Regions from separate parts of the Homo sapiens genome. Here region 1 is linked to region 2. Evidence: chromatin loops called from intact Hi-C (ENCODE). Cell type or tissue: PC-3. All regions are shown on one strand. Each heading gives the region's core, and the rest is flanking DNA. Links, peaks and the distances in the headings are about the cores only. Region 1 has its middle 70 kb from the start of LINC01601. Region 2 overlaps LOC105372089 (a long non-coding RNA gene).

Region 1 (8,344 bases), core at 233-8,232, 53 kb before region 2:
ATGCAAGGATGAGTCAGAAAATAGTGAAAGTATGGCGATTTATTGCAAAACAAATACACTCAAGAAAGTACATATTCAAGAATGGGGAGTGAGGGTGTACTCAAGAGAGAATCCCACAGTGGAGTTTAGGACTGCTACCTTTATGGGTTTCTTTAACCAAGGAGCTGAATATTTATGAAAATCCCTGGAAAAAGGTAGAGGTTTCTCGGAACATGGTGCTACCCACTTTTACACCAAATATGTGTGGTCTCAGAACTCTCATGTCACTGGTCGGTGTGTGATTTGTATGTTAATGGGCATATAGTGAGGTCCCAGGTGAAACCTAGGTAGAATCCACGGCCATGTTGGGTCCAGTCAGTCTTAGCCAACTTGGTCCACACCCTGTTTTTCAGAGTCTTATCAGCCCATAGCCTCTAGTCATGTTAAACTATTGCCTAGAATTTTTATTCTCCTGTGACCACCCTGTACTATTCCTGTCTCAAGAGAACCATTGTATAATTCAGGAACAAACACCAATGGATGAAAGAGGGCCGGAAGGAAAGGAGTGACTATCCAGGCTCAGACTGTGTTCACATATGATGTTGGCCAAGGAGAAAAGGAAAAGATATAGAGAACAGTTTCTGGTCTTTAAAAAAATCTATCGTCCAGTTGAGACCAGGACATAGGACAACAGTGAGGAATGCAGGAGCAATGTTATTTCAAAGCCAAAATAAATCTATTCATTGGAACCCACCAAAGGAAAAAAAAAAGGAGGACTTCAAGGTTTCCCTTTTCATTACATATCTTTAAGACCTAATACTTAAACTCCTTCAAAGCAATTTACTAGGTATTTAAGATATATTTGAATGACAATGAGCTCCAAGGAAATTTAGCACTCATTTACATAATCAAGTAATCTTTTTGTGTTACTCGAAGGAACACAACTTAGAAGGAGTTCCAAGGTGTATGGAGTCACGGAGTGTTAACACTCACCAAGACTGCAGAACTTGCCATTTAGACATTGCAAACAGACAATTTATAAGCTACTTCTAGCCCTCAGGCATTTTTTTTTTGGCTCAAACACTGTTTGTTTTATTTTGTACATCTCATCAACAATTAAAAATAAAGAGATTTTACATAAAAATATCTATTTCTAAGTTCTCTGAAACAATCAGAAGGGTTCCCCGTTGTGGACCAGCATTCCAGAGTATCTGCCATCAGCTAAACCGACTCACAGGTGCCCCCTAGAAGAAAGCACCAAAGGCCTGGCTGCTTTAAGTATTCTGCTTTTTGTAGGCCCACAGCCGGGCAAATCTGCACATTTTACAGGCGAGGAACATCCTGGAAACCAGAGTGACAAGAGACTTGCTCAAAACTGATGGCTTACTAGAGGCCAAAATGGCCCCAACTTAATCTCTCAAACCAGATCTCCTGATTTATTGAACTAGGTCATTCTACAATGTGGTTCACCAAAAAAAAAAAGAAAAATAATTCTATCCCAGGTCTGTTGCTTATCTTTGAGTGACCTTTGGTAAGTCTGCCCAATTTTCCTCATCAACAAAGTTTTAGCATTGCCATGTGCCCTAATGACTTCATAGTGTTGCAGTTATAATAGAATATTATTTTCAAAAATACTCTCTAGAAAAAAAGGAAAACATAGTAATTTGTAGAAAAGCGAAGTTCGCCAGAAGCCCTACCTAATTTTAGGTTCTAGACCTAGTTCCTCCACCAGCTGGTTGTATGACCTTTCACATGTTTCTTAAACTCTGGTTTTCCAATTCAAATATTTTATTTTCCACGATCTTTGCAAGATTAATCTCATTCGTCACCTTGTAAAATGTTTTTCTTGAACTAAAATCTTTATGACTTGGGCCAAACCCAATGTGAATTAAACTAATAGAGAATAAAAATGGACTATTGGGTCAGGTCTACTTTATGCCCTGTCAGAAGCACACTGAGATATTGATAATGCATAGCCATTTGAAACCTCAGTGCCTCCCAGCTTGGCACAAAGAGCAGAGATACAGAGCGGAGCTCAGAGAGGAAAAGTAGAGATATAAATGACTGGAGAAGTGCTTCCAGGGAGCTGAGTCAGCCGAAACAGAGCCTCCTGCTGAGCTCAATGGATCTTTTCTCAGTTGCTTGTAGTGTTGGCTGGAGGCTGCTTGGCAATGCCTGCTGGGAAGACAATTTTTAGTCCATCGATTCATTGAAGCTGGGCAGTCTGCCCCAGCACTTAGGCACTCAGACAAAAATGCCCTTAATCACTGGCAAACCCAGAGATGTAGCAGGAGCCAGTGGCTCCATCAGCACCTCAGGTCTGACCAAAAGAGAAGGGTGGTCTAGAAAGCTCAAGGCGTCAGTCTCAGAATTCATAGGATCTATGGCTTGACTTTTAAAGCCAAAACTCTAAATAATCCCTGATCTTGAGGACAGAAACATTGTAACTCAAGAGCACTGCACTCTTTCTTTTGCCCTCAGTGAAACCAAGAGCAGCTAAGAAGCAGGTTTTTCGGGCTTTACTCACACTGTCCCCTCTGCCAATCTTCCTGATCAACTTAACCCAGGGTGTGCCTCCTCCGGGAAGTTTTCCCTGACCTCCCTCTTTATGTTAGAATCAGCTCCCTGCCCTGACCTTCTTCAGAACCTCCTTTGTTCACCACTATTATATCACCATCACGGCATACTTGTCTGTTTTTTTTTTCTCCATCTCCTCAATAAGATTGATCTCTTCAGACTGAAGACCCTTGTTAACTATTCATCTCTAGCATCTAACATAGTGCTTGGCATATGAAACACCCTTGAATTCTTAAATGTTTATGGAGGAAAAGAGGGAGGGAAGGAAGGGAAAAGGAAGGAAAGAAACTTAGGAGGGTAGGCTGAAGGGACTACTGTGATGAAAGTGAAAGCTGAGGGAGTAAAATGGGACACCTAAGTGGGCTATCAAGGTCCCCAAAAACTGTGCTAACAGCAGACGCAGGTGTCTGAATAGTCAATACAGTTAAAGGAAAAAAATAATCCTGGAACTGAGAAACGAAAGGAGGATCAGGTGAGATCACTAATGTATAAGTAATTTGAAAATTTGAAGTGTCCATAAATACAAAGGATTATTACAATTTCCATGTATTATTGTATTATCACAATCACTATGAAGGAATTAGGACCACTTTCTCTCATCAATTCATGGTTTCTTTCCCTGTCCCAAACCTGAGATTGTATGACTCAAATAGGAAAACATTGAAAAGGATTATCTGTTCCCTGTTTATGAACATGTCTTTATCTTGTAAGTAAAATATCTTCATGAACTGAAAATTCCTGCAACACAGAAATTATATCACATTTAAAAAATAATGATGATGATGCGTTAGACAGACCATTGATGGTCCTCAAAACATTCACTCATGTTGGACTCTTAGGAGAACTTCTGACAGGCCAATCAGCTAGGGCAACCCCAATTTAGATGATCAAACTAAAAATCATTGAGATTAAGTGACTTGATCAAGATTGAGCTTGGTAAGCATCTCAAAGGATCTAAGAACAAAGTAAACGTCCAAAAATATTTACAGAAATGGAGTACCAAAAAGGATCTAAAAGATAAACAAGTCCAACTTCCTACATAGCACAGGAAACCCTTCCGACAAACGGGCACACCTAACAACTAACAAGTCATCTAAACATTCTTTATTTTCCAGAAACAAAACATTTTTCCATTATCCATTCATCTTAGAGGCAGTTTACTTATTGTAAAAAGAGGATAATAATTAGCACATATTTCTTGGTTTATTTTAAGGATGAAAATACATGATGTGTATGAACTACTTAGCAATGGCAATTACCAGCACATAGTGGGTATTCAATAAGTGTTAGCTCTTACAATTTTTATTAGTCTCTTCTTGTGTTTTCTGTGTTTTGTTTTGTTTTGTTTTGTTTTACAGAGCCTCTCCAACCTTTCACATCTTTTTGCTTCAGACTCCATCAGTGTTTCAGGTGAATAGAGTGAAATCTGTTTATGATTCTCTAAATTATCCTTGGTGGAGTAGAAATTGTTGGTCTTAATTTTTCTGTGTATCATAGAGACTTAGAGATGTGATGAATTGACAGCAGCTGAGTCAAAGACAAAGCCTTCTGGGAAAGAAAGATTTTTTTCTTCAGGACTTGAAAGGAGCCTATTTGGCAACTTGCCATCTCAACAGCATGACTGTGTGGCATCCAGCATCCTACAAATATAGATGGAATTCCCATAAAACAAAGTTTTACAGTAACAACTAGCTCATTGCTTAGGAAGCTCTGATTCAAAGAATACTACATTAAGTGTCTTGTTTATGTTAACAAACTTCTTAAGTGAGAAACACCCAGATTGTAGGCAAGACCACTCACTGAAATGTAGAAAGAAATTACTGGAATTTCAACTTATATAGTAATGTAATCTTTTCCATTTGAATTTTTATCTTTATATAGAGTTTTTGTTGTTTGTTTGTTTGTTTGTTTGTTGTTTGAGTTTGGGTCTCACTATGTTGCCCAGATTGGTTTCAAACTCTTGAGCTCAAGTGATTCTTCTGCCTCAGCTTCCCAAAGTGCTAGGATTACAGGTGTGTACCACCACACCCAGCTTTTATATAGGTTTCTAATACATATATCATTAAAGTTGCACATGAATATGGTTTATGAATAAATGTGCATATATTTGAGATCTATGATCACAATTTTTACAGCTACGGTATGTGATCAAGGTTTTCAAATCATTGGTTTATATTAATCCTAAGACTAGAAAGTGTTTAAAGCAGTAGCTAAGTAACAATCTTCACCATTATACATGAGAAAAATAGAAAATATATACCCACTTATAAATTAATATTGTTATTTTCCTCATTTCCTGATTTGATTTTCCTAAAATTAATTTGATTTTGCTAAAATTAATTCAGTTTCCTAGGTCTCTACTCTGTCTTTATAAAAGCAAATTCATATTTACTATGATCAGTGTAAAAAGAGTGGGTGGAATATGCTACCAGCATTCAAAAGAAACATTCCTAAGGGCTAATGGAAAACCACAAATCTGACTGGAGGTCTTGACATCCTTTATAGCAGTAGACCAAATGTTAGCTACATCCGCCAACACTTTCAAAAGTTTTTATGGAACAAACAGAGACAAATACCAAATGCCAAGTAACCAAGTTACAACACCTCACTTCCTTTAGGCAGCACTCTCAGAAGCATGGTTCAATTCTCATTTTCAAGTTTGAGTTAACTCTAGACCCACGCCCTGGCCTCCAAAACTGTAGAAAAAAATATTGCAAAAGATGTCTTCTTCATGTTCCTCAAGGTAGTTAATCTCACCCAGAGAGTGGCAAGTACTTGGAATCTTCCCGATATTTTTTTCTCCTCCAGAGTTTTAGTGATGAAAGGTGTTGGGAGAATATAGAATGCTAAGCCCTACAAATCTTGCTGGAGAGATCTCCTAGAGAAATCAGAATCTTTCAAGATTGTTTTAGAGAAATATGCTACCACTTTGATTCCTTTCTAACAACTCCCCTGTGACCCAGCTGGCCTGACAAACTAAATCATGATACTCTGCAAAACATACCCTTTCACACATGAATGCCCAAGGCAATGTTTCCTAACCGTTCATGAGTCATAAAACCTATGGCAGAAATCATTCTACATGTTCACCAAAACATTTCATTTTTCCCTCTGGGCACCAGGAAAACTATTTTTTTTTTAACTTTTTCTAATCTATATGAGGCTATGTGATGGGTTCTGCCCAGTAAAAGGTGGGCAAAATTGATATCAGCCACTTCCAGGCCATGCCCTTAAAGTGTCCTACAGAATCATCCCCACTCTATGTCTGTTATCATTAGCTGTCTGGATGCAAAGTATCAAAAAAATGACTTTATTTATTTATTTGTGTATCGAGACAAAGTATCACTTTGTCACCCAGGCTGGAATGCTGTAGCGTGATCATGGCTCACTGCAACCTTGACCTCCCGGGCTCAAGCTATCCTCCCACCTCAGCCTCCCAATAGCTGATACCACAGGTGCATGCCACCACTCCAGGCTAATTTTTGTATTTTTTGTGGAGAGGAGGTTTCACCACATTACCTAAGCTGGTCTTGAGCTCCTGGGCTCGAGTGATCTGCCTGTCATGGCCTCCCAAAGTGCTGGATTACAGGCATGAGCCACCATGCCCAGCCCAAATGAAGAACTTGGAGTCCATGGTGAAAGGCAGAACCTTCTCAACTCAACTGAGCTGATCATGAGTGAAAAGCACATCTTTAAGCCACAGAAATTTTGGGAGTTGTTTGTTGTAGCAGCTAGAAAGGTTAATACAAACTTCTTTGAACAAATGATGAAAGATATGTTTGCTCATAACAGAACAATGCAAATTTGTCCATACATACAAAAGCTGGTGTGCAGATTCCAGATGCCCATCTGTGAACCTCATGACATTTTTTTATGAGGAGAAATCCTATAGCCAGTGTCAACACAAAGGTCCCATCTATCTCCAGCAGTGCGTTGAAATTCTTCCACTACCACATCCTTTATTTTGAATATTTTTTATTTTAGGGGTATAATCACAGTATAGTGATTGATTTGGTAGTTTCCCTCTTATTAGACCCTAAATAATTTGAAACCCATGTTACCTTTTGGTCCACAGTTTTCAGAAGAAACATGGACAGGTGAGTGAAGCATAGTAGGCAGTGGTCCTAGGTGCCCGTGGAGTCCAGTAATGTAGAAATTCTTTCCTTCCCCTGGAAGAAACTGACTGAGCTGTTAGTATTGCATTGGCTCTTCAGGACTGAGGGTAGCTATGAACTACGAATTTTAACCAACGAGATTTTCTAACTTCAACCGTACCAATAAAACATCATTTTCAATATGGTTCCTTTATCTATCCCTCTTTTATGTTTCCAGACATGAATGGTTTTTAGGAAGTTGTAGCTGATATGGAGAAACAACTAAAAAGCCACCAAGCTCTTACCACTCCTATTACAACCACGCTCTAACATTGATGCTAGCTGTAGCCATACTCACCCCTTACACCACTCTCCCTTCCCCCCACTTCACCCAGCTTGTATTACCACTAATGTTTGTGTTGCCATTTCTCTTGTTCCCCTGGCACCTCCAGTTAATAATGGCACCTGGTAGTAAAGGTACTATTACTAGCAATGGCATGCATTTGGCACAGTTTTAAAAGAGATTTGTAGGATGCGGTCTTGAAATTTTCCGAATGTATAATTTTATTTAAATGATTTGTAGAAATGAATCTGTGTTTACTTCTATATATGCTAGTTTATGAATAATTTAATTATTTACCGGTAATCTGAGTGGCTTTCTTAACCCGCAAACGCAATGGGGCACTACAGACAACCTCACAGTTAGAACTCAGTCGTCATGGCTAGGAGCCCAGGCTTTTCCAGAGTTCCCCTCCCTCAAGTCATTCTTGGAATCACTAAAGAGGCTTATCTATGTCGAGAATCCACCAGCCAGATCAAGATCATCCACAGCCTTCAGGCCCCAGTGGCTCCCCAGAGTGGCCTCTCTGAGTTGGATGAGGCTCTGGCGCCTGATGCTGCCGGAGGACATGTGGGAATGTGCCCAGCCCCAATGCTTCTGGACCTAGTACAGACCTCCTGCACCTTCCAGCCAAAAACCCATGTGGCAACTCCTCTAACGAAAGATCACCCTTTCTACTTTATAGCACTTCTGAAGATAGGGGTGGGGAAGCAGTAGATCCCAAAGCAAGAGGCATGAACGCTAAAGTGTAGTGACTTTTAGTGACACAGCTCGCAACCCACACACACACCCCACCCCATTTCCCAGAGGGGCGGGTCGCAAGAAACCCCAGCCTCAGCTACCACACTGGATCCAGAATGTTCATTCCCTAAGACTTTTTCTCAGGAGACTATTCAACCCCTGTGTCTACTCATTCATGCAAATGAACACTTAAGAGAGGAGTGTCACTTACCTCTTTTCTCATTATCGGACTCCATGAATGCAGCTAAGGTACCTTGTTAAGTACTTCATTTTACACTTATGTAATAACAAACAATAGACACGAATTGGTTGTACAATAATGAAAACTTCTTCAAGCTTCCCACAAAAATGAATTTTATGTTTTTATTGGCCTTCATGTTGTTATTCTCAGGAATATGTGTATGTGGCTATGCTAAAGCATATCACTTAGGCCCCATGTGCTGAAGAAGAAATCATCCAAGTGGAGAAGTGGAAAAATAAGTCAGAAAAGAAAATTATTCTTCCAAGTTTGTTCATTGTTATGAATATATTGTTTATTCTTCTCTCTTAATAAATAGAAAATTTGCTTTATATACATCATTATGGTATTCTAACCACCAACAATTTACCTTGC
Region 2 (8,344 bases), core at 215-8,214:
AGCAAGACAGTGGGCCAGAGAAGACATGGGGGCAATCTTAAATGGGGTGATCAGGGAAGGACTCGCTGCAGAGGTGGCCTTTGAGCAGAGACCTGAGTGGAGGGAGGAAGTCAGCCATGTGCGTGTCTGAGAGAATTGTGTTCCAGGCAGAGAGAGCATCAAGGAAAAGGACTCTGGGCCAGAAACCCGCTAAGCATCTTTGAAGAACAGCGAGAAGGTCAGTGAGGGTGGAGTGAACAAAAATGATCGTAAATAAATAAGAGGTAACCGGGGCCAGTTGGAGAAGGGTCTGGTAGGCTGAGATGAGGACTTTAGGTTGTTTTCTAACCTACTGTTTCCTTTTCAATAGGAAGCCATTGGAGGGCCTTGAGCAGGCAACTAACAAAACTGCCTTACTTTTCAAAAGCACCTTCCCAGCTACTGTGTGCAAACAGACTGTTGAGGGTCAAAATCAGGCCAACCCAATCTCTTCACGCACTGTTGTATGTAGCTCTCTTCCAATCCTGGCAGCCTATGGCCAGATCTCAAACTAAAATTGCTTTCAATATGTGTATGAACAAATGTCTGTCTCTCTCTCTCTCTCTCTTTCTCTCTGTCCTTGCAAGAACTTTTATAAACATATGTATATGAATTTTATGTGTATGTTACAGCTTCAGATGATACACTAAAGATCTGGAAGCTGTTGAAAATGCATAAAGCACTTAACCTGCATATAAGTGTGTCATGTACTTTGAGGGTTAAAAATTAATTACACTTTATTCTAAAAACAGAGGCATTAGCACATGAAAATATTTCACTAATTGAAGGTATGAGCTTGTGAAATGAATGCATGTTTATGAAAAGCAATCTCATTTTATTTACTGGGAGCCTCTGCATGAGGCAAGTCCTCTTGGCCAATCAAATGCATCAACTTCATGCATAGGCCGATAGACAAAAATACAACTTGTAGATAGGTCACTATGTTTTTACTCCGTGGTAGACAAATCTATCTGGAAGCACAAAATGACACTAATCCCATACCTGTCATGGTATTCCCTGGGTTTTCTCTCATTGGGTGAAACATATTTTTTAATGATGGGGTACACAAACACTTATGAAGAAGTTGTTTCTGTGTTTGTAGATCATCCTTGGGAATCGCTATATCACAGTATTACACAAATCTACAAATTATTTCCAAGACTTAATTTGCCCAGGGTTATCTTCCTCAATGCTAGAAGTCTCGTGAGCAATTTAGGTCTTATATTACTTTGCAGCAAATATTCCCATTCATTTCAGAGATATTCCTCCCTTCTCAAATTTCCACTCACTCCTACCGATAATCTGCCAAACTCTCTACAGGGTTCCAAGTTTTGAGAACCCAGATAAAGGCCCTTTGCATACCTGCCACTCCCAAGGCCCAGCTAAAGTCCTATCAGTCCCAGGAGATCGTTGGTTATCTTTCTCTACAAATGCCTGCGGAATTAGTCACCAGTGCTACTCAGTCTCGCATTTAGTTTTAGTGTTGTTGTTTCACTCTTGCGTAAGGCCAAAAGTTTTGGCACAGTTTGATGCTAAATTGTCACTTTTTTTTTTACATTTTTATTTTATTTCATCAGGTTCTTAAGAAAGTGCTGAACGCACAGAAGATAATAAGGCATCTGGACTGGAATATGTAAAATTACTTAGATTAAGCGAGTAAACCTGTTTAGTCCTTTGGAAATTATGGAATCTATACGAACAACACAATGTCTTGTTAAAAATACTAATATTAACTGAAGCTAAATTCTGGACAAGCTGCTACTAATAATTCTAATTAATAAATGTCAACAAAGTAGGCTGGAGTACCAAGTGGGCAGTCTGTAACATCTTTGGAATTTAGCAGGCATGGACTCTGCATTGCCACATTGCCCTGAGTCCCTGGGACCCCTCCAGGAGACCTGGCCTCTGGGCTCTGCTGAGCCTGCTCTAGGGAGGACTGTTCTCTTATCTTCAGGCAGGATTTGGCTGTGCATGTCTTCTTTATCTGTGAATGTTCATTATTTCTATTTGTACCTGAGCCTATATTTATGGATAATCTATTGAAGGAGGAAATATGGCTCAGGTGAGTGGGAATGACAGGGCTGTATTTAATGGCTACAGCAAATAACCTTCTAACGGCCGAAAGAGTGTCATATCTCACGGTTATGATGTCTTCAAAAGGTGATATTTCTGGCTGTGTCATCATAGCTGTGAAAAGCATTTTCTCAGCATCTAAGAAAAATGGGAAGACCGTGGGGTGATGGAGGTGCACTCAAGACAGGCTGGTATTAATCACACGAGCTCAGCCTCAACTTTTGTCTACATTTAAAGAAAGAAATTTGGGGTTGGGGGAAGGGTGGGTAGAAAAGATACAGACTTTCCAGTTTTTGAGGTGGGTGTTTTAGAGATATGTGACAGAGACCTTGTCTTAGGAAAATAGCTTAGGAGAGCTAATTTTCTGTGAAGGTTCTCACTCCCCTTCTGCACAGCCCTGTTTTTCCAACTTCTGGTTCCAAGTCTATCACCTTATCCCACCTGCCAACCCTATGAAACCTCCTTATGTCTCCAACCCACTTAAAATGTGAACCGAGTTTCTCCCAATATACTTGGAATCATACTGGATGTTATGAGGACACAGGAATTACACGACATAATTCTGACCTTTTGCCTCTGGTGAGACTTCCTCCAGAGACACAAATCACACAGAGGCACATACTTTACTTACACTGTAACCCTCACAAGACGATGCTCACTGCATAATGTCACGATGAATTTATGTTCTCTATTTTTGTGTATAGGGTTGACTCTGAGAGTTATAGCATAATACTGGGATTACTTAGGACTCCAGATTTGCCCTCCTGCCTCCACCAATGCAGCTACTAAAAATATGTTTTCTTTCTTTCCACCTTGCTACCTTCAAGACCTAACTCACGTCTCACCTCTCTCATGAATCTAGTCCATGTTACTATCTGCCTTTTTTTAAAACATTTTTGCTAATAGTGTCTTAGATTTGTCTATTCCCTAATTTTTGACCCATATTTTAGCACCATGTTGGTTACACAAAGGTCTCTTGTTCACTGATTATTTCATGTAGTTTATCACTGAAAACATTAGAAGCAAGGAAATACTATAGAGTTCTTTGTACCTCATGGTGTTTAGCCCAAATTAGATTCAGTTAAACTTTCTTTGATTGTAAATTTTGATTTCCAGTTAATGTCCTAAGTTTCTGTCTTTCTTAACCACACTCTGAATTAGCCATCTCATTATAGTAAACATTAATATATCAATATAGACAAAGAAGCTTTTATTCTCCCTATTTGCCACAAATAAGGAAACTGAGGCTTAGAATAATATTTTTTGTCCAAAGTCACATATGGTGGCACATAGGAAATTGTTCTTTCAGTGCACAGATTTTTCTCATGGAAAATATACAACATTATAAGGGTATAAGAAAGTGAATGTGGATGACCTCATGTAGCTAATTTCTAGACTATAGTACCAATTTGCATGCATATCACAGAGAAAAGGTCTCAACCACAGGAAAGAGTAGGGCTTAGGACAGTGTCCAGCACACGGAAAGCATTCAAGAAATGTTTTACAGCTGGGCACGGTGGCTCACGCCTGTAATCCCAGCACTTTGGGAGGCCGAGGCGGGCGGATCACGAGACCACCCTGGTTGACCATCCTGGCCAACACGGTGAAACCCCGTCTCTACTAAAAATACAAAAAAAAAATTAGCCAGGCATGGTGGCAGGTGCCTGTAATCCCAGTTACTTGGGAGGCTGAGGCAGGAGAATCACTTGAACCCCAGAGGCAGAGGTTGCAGTGAGCCAAGATCGCACCATTGCACTCCAGCCTGGTCAGAAAGAGCGAAACTCCATCTCAAAAACAAACAAACAAACAATTTTCCATTATATGTTACTTATTATTATTATTATACATTTATTATATCAGAATCATCTGAGAAGCTTTTTTTTTCAAAATCCAAAAACCTGTCCTTCAAGGGCATAATTGAATAAATCAAAAATAAAGAGAAAGACATAGAAATGTGCAAAAATACTTTGAATTGAATAAGTCTCCAGATGATTCAGATACATCTCCCTTTTCCTGCCCACCAGTGCCTCCAACACACATATGACCCCTACCATCAAATCAAGAACCCCAAAGAATATGGGTCAGTACAGTTGGCCCTTCATATCCACAGGTTTCACATCCAGCTGCAGATGGAAACTCACAGATACAGAGGTCCCACGGCCCTATGCCATTGATTCTGGTGTCTGCTGGGGTTTCTGGAACCAATCCCCTACAAATACAGAGGGCAAACCGTGCTCAGTTCTTCAAGTAGAATTTAATCAACAAGCATGATTTGATTCTTTGTTATTATTTTGTTAGTATGATGATAATAAAAATGACTGGTCTCTTTCCAGTATAAACAAGTTTCTTAGATACGGTTCTGTAATTTTTCTGGCTAGTAGCCACAGTAGTGGCATGACTACAGAGAGACTAGGGCATGCCATATAATAAAGAAGGAATGTTGACACAAAAGAGCACAGCTACCTATGTCATCCACAAAATATGTGATGCAGACGGTGCATGGAAAGTTCGATTGCTGCTTCTTTGGGAAATGTGACAGAATACCTTGTGGTTCTGTTGCTGAGGAGAATTGTACTTATCCCAAGTAGAGGGCAGCAAAGTTTTGGGGGACAAGTCCCCTCATCATGCCTGTGTCTCTGCAAACAAAAGCTTAATAGGAATTAGGACCTCTTTTCCCCAGCTTCAAAAGAGAGTACCCTTTACCAAGCTACACAGACAACAACTGAAGAGTTTCCTCTTAAAAACAATTTGCAACTTGCAAAAGTCATTGTTTAGCTCTTGGATTTCACCAAATCTAAACAAGTTGGAATAACTTGAGTAGAGAGCCTGCTGGAAAATATTACAGGCTATACTCCATGCATACATAAGCCTTAAATCAAAGGCAAGACAGGTAACTTGGTTGTTTGTTTACCAGGGTTTCCATAAGCACATAGGAACAATATCCCATTTATTGTTCAGCTTTCTTGTTTCAAGCTATGTATAAATGTTTTTATTCATCTCAGCCCATATTTTTCTGTTAGAGTTTCTGTTTTTAACGAACATTTGGGTACTGAATACAGTGAAATTTTAGCTATTTATGAAAAAATGAGAGGAGTGAAGAGTTCAAGAGAGTTGAATCTTATACATAACTGGGCATTTAAACATCATTTATTTTTGTTTTCGCCACCTTTTTATGAAAATCTTTATTCTTCTCTACCTTTCTAACCTGTTGGATAAGTACTTTTTAAGGATGCAGTCTGGTACAGCAAAGTCATCATAGTTTATTGGGTATGTAGATGTGTATTTCTGGAGAAAAGCACTCAGCTACCATGCTCTACATTCTTGTGTTTACTTTATATGGTTCTTTTCTCAGGCCATGATCTGTCGCTTTCACTAAGTAGCATATCTAACTAACTCATTCCCTCCTCTAACTCTACTCTTATATTTTCCATGAAATCCAAGCCTAACCAGCTATCTGGGGGCTTTCAAGTGGCTTCTAAAAAGTCAAGTGCTCAAACTTTCATATAAATATTTGTGCAATCCATTTTGTTACCAAGAACAATTGTTTGCTTCTTTCTGTTTCTATGTTCTGTGTTCTGACAGTGAGATTAGAGACAGTAAAATTCCAGATAGGTAAGACGTAACTGACCTCTGTAAACTATCTTTCTTTTTCATGCACCTACTGACTTAGTTGAATTCTCACAATGACAATAAAGGAAGTAATCATCTAATAACAGCTACCATCCATGACACGTCTGCCAATGCCAGCTCTTCAACCTGAATGATTTCAATAGATAGTACTGCTCCTATGGGTAATACACTTTTAAGAGTGGGAACTGAAGTTCTTGGAAATGAAGGTATTCATGGAAGATCACAAAGCTTGTTAGGGGCAGAAATGAGATTTGAACCCAAATGTGGCTGTGTCTAACGCCTGTGTTATTTCCATTGTACGATGCCACACATAGTAATTGAAAACATTTTAAACTGTGACAAGATTTGGGATTGTATTTTCCAGTTTCTTAGCCAAACCTCTTAAATATTATACTTTCAGAATATGCAGTAACTGTTGTATATGGATTTTATTTTTAGTTTATATATAATAACAGTACATATTGATGGAGTACCTGTGAAATCCTAACACATGTATACAATGTGTAATGATCAAATCAGGGTAATTGGGTTATCCATCATCTCAAACATTTGTCATTTCCTTATGTTGGAAAAATTTTATATGTATTTTTTAAAACTGCCAAGTGAAGCTATTATTCTGAAGCTCCTGAAGAATAATTCTTTATATCAGAAATAGAAGAAATTCTTGATATCAGGAAATAGAACAGAGTAGCACAGGTTACTGAGGAAATTCTGGATTCCCCTCATGGATTTTGCCCTATGTGTGCGTGTTTTATTTATTTTTTATTGAATTATAAATAGGTAAATGTTGACATGGTTCAAAAAGCAAACAAGAAATTTGAGAAAATGTATAGAGTTAAAAGTCTCCTTCCCTTACCTATTTTCTTTGGCCCCACATCCAACAACCTTCATAGGTCACTGACAAGCTTGTATATCTTTCCAGTATTTGTGTAGGTCGATGTAAGCATTGTGTTTTTGAAAGATAGCATAATATATATCCTTTGTTTACTTCACTAACAATATACCTTGGAGGTTTTTCCGTATCACTAAATAGAGAGGATCCTCATTCTTTTCTATCTGGTTTCAGTGTATTCTATTTTATGATGATACCATGATTTATTTGAACAGTCTCTCAATGCAACTTTGGGTTGTTTCCATTTGTTTGTTCCTCTAAACCAAGCCTAAATGAATTACTTCGAACAAAAGTTATTTTGGACTTATGCAAGCCATAGGATCAATTATCACAAATAAAACTCTGGGTCAGAAGGACATACATTTGTAATTTTGGATATTTTTCAATTGCCCTCCAAAAGAGTTGTGCCAATTTTCCATGAGTGACAGTGCCCATTGCCCCACAACATTGCAGTAAAATGGATCAAATGTTTTGATTTTTGCTTATCTGTTAAGTGAAATATAACATCTCAGTAAAATTTAAATTTGTACTTACTTCTCTTATTATGAGGGATACAAATAATCTGTTCATATATTTAAGATATTCACATTTCTTTAACTGTGAACTGCTTATTCATTTGCTTTGCCCTTTTTCCTGTCAGGTTATTAGTCTAAGAGGCCACATATTTTTTTCTAACCTGTCATGTGCCTTTTGACTCTGCTGACGGTAGGGCTTTGTTTTGTCTTTATAGGAAGAAATCATTTTTTTTTAGCACAATCATAATTATTTATCCTCTCTGGATTCTGAGTTGTGGTTAAATAGACTATTTTTCACCCATTGGACAAAGTTCTGGATTTGATGATATCTAAGTTTGTAGCATAGTGTCAAGCACATTAGATAGGACTCAGCAGGCTAGAGTGTTAGGCCTACGTCCACACTTATCACTAGGCAAACTTTGTCAAATGATGTGACTCTGGTGGATACCCAGCTACAGAATCAACCATTATCCATCCTCTTGTTTTCTGAATAGTATAAGCAGTTAGCTCATGAGAGAAACAGAAATGGCTTCGAAACTAAATAGCCAAATTCATCCTAAATTGAGAATAAATGGTCCCAGGAAATTACATATTAGTAAACCTGGGATGCCAAAACAAGACTGGACGGTTTTACCAACAGAAATTTATTTTCTCACAGTTTTAGAGGCTGGTAAATCCAAGATCAGTGTGGTGGTGAATTGGATGTCTGATAAGGGCTCTCATCCTGACTTGCAGGCAGCCAGCTTCTCACTGTGTCCTCATGTGGCGGAAAGAGAGGGAAGAAGACATTTCTGGCTCTTCCTCTACGTAGAAGTCCACCAACCCTATCAGATTAGGGCTCCACCATTATGTTCTCGTGTAACCTCAATTACCTCCTGAAAGCCCTATGCCCAGATATAGTCACAATAGGGATTAGAGCTTCAATGTGGGTATTGGAAGGGGGCGCTTAATTCCATCCATAGCAAACTGGATAAACAAATTAACCAACTTTGCAATGTAGAAGCAAATTCCTTCAAATATAGATCAAACATCAATACATGAATCTTTCAAAAGCATTAGAATGATCACATCAGAGCAGTAAAGCAAAAGTATCATGGTTAGAATCCTGAGGTTCTATCTTAACATTTATTTCGTTTTGGTTTAACTTCCTTTTTTACAATGAAGTACAGATGAAGGGAGTGGAGAGTGAAGAATGTGTTCCCCAGAAAAGCATCTT

What was found. Hi-C counts contacts between places; a loop is a spot of excess contacts. Peaks named below come from ENCODE experiments on the same cell type or tissue, not always from the same donor. Only the 100,000 strongest peaks of a DNase experiment are listed, where the experiment ranks them.
Region 1: it touches region 2 in a loop (4-fold over the local background); 7 of 110 quality-filtered maps call a loop at or near these places.

What each region holds. Positions count from the first base shown.
Region 1 is chr18:44,597,473-44,605,816 of GRCh38, forward strand. No RefSeq gene overlaps it. Among named protein-coding and RNA genes, the nearest start is that of LINC01601, 70 kb to the left of the region's middle. In PC-3, for the core only: no CTCF peak of the experiment used is centred there; DNase peaks (open chromatin) are centred at 4,159, 5,079 and 5,569; H3K4me3 peaks cover 363 bases; H3K27ac peaks cover 2,317 bases.
Region 2 is chr18:44,650,215-44,658,558 of GRCh38, forward strand. It overlaps LOC105372089 (a long non-coding RNA gene), which reads right to left. Exons shown (of 4, transcript XR_935417.3): 4 at 8,235-8,344. Among named protein-coding and RNA genes, the nearest start is that of SETBP1-DT, 25 kb to the right of the region's middle. In PC-3, for the core only: no CTCF peak of the experiment used is centred there; DNase peaks (open chromatin) are centred at 1,427 and 4,537; H3K27ac peaks cover 857 bases.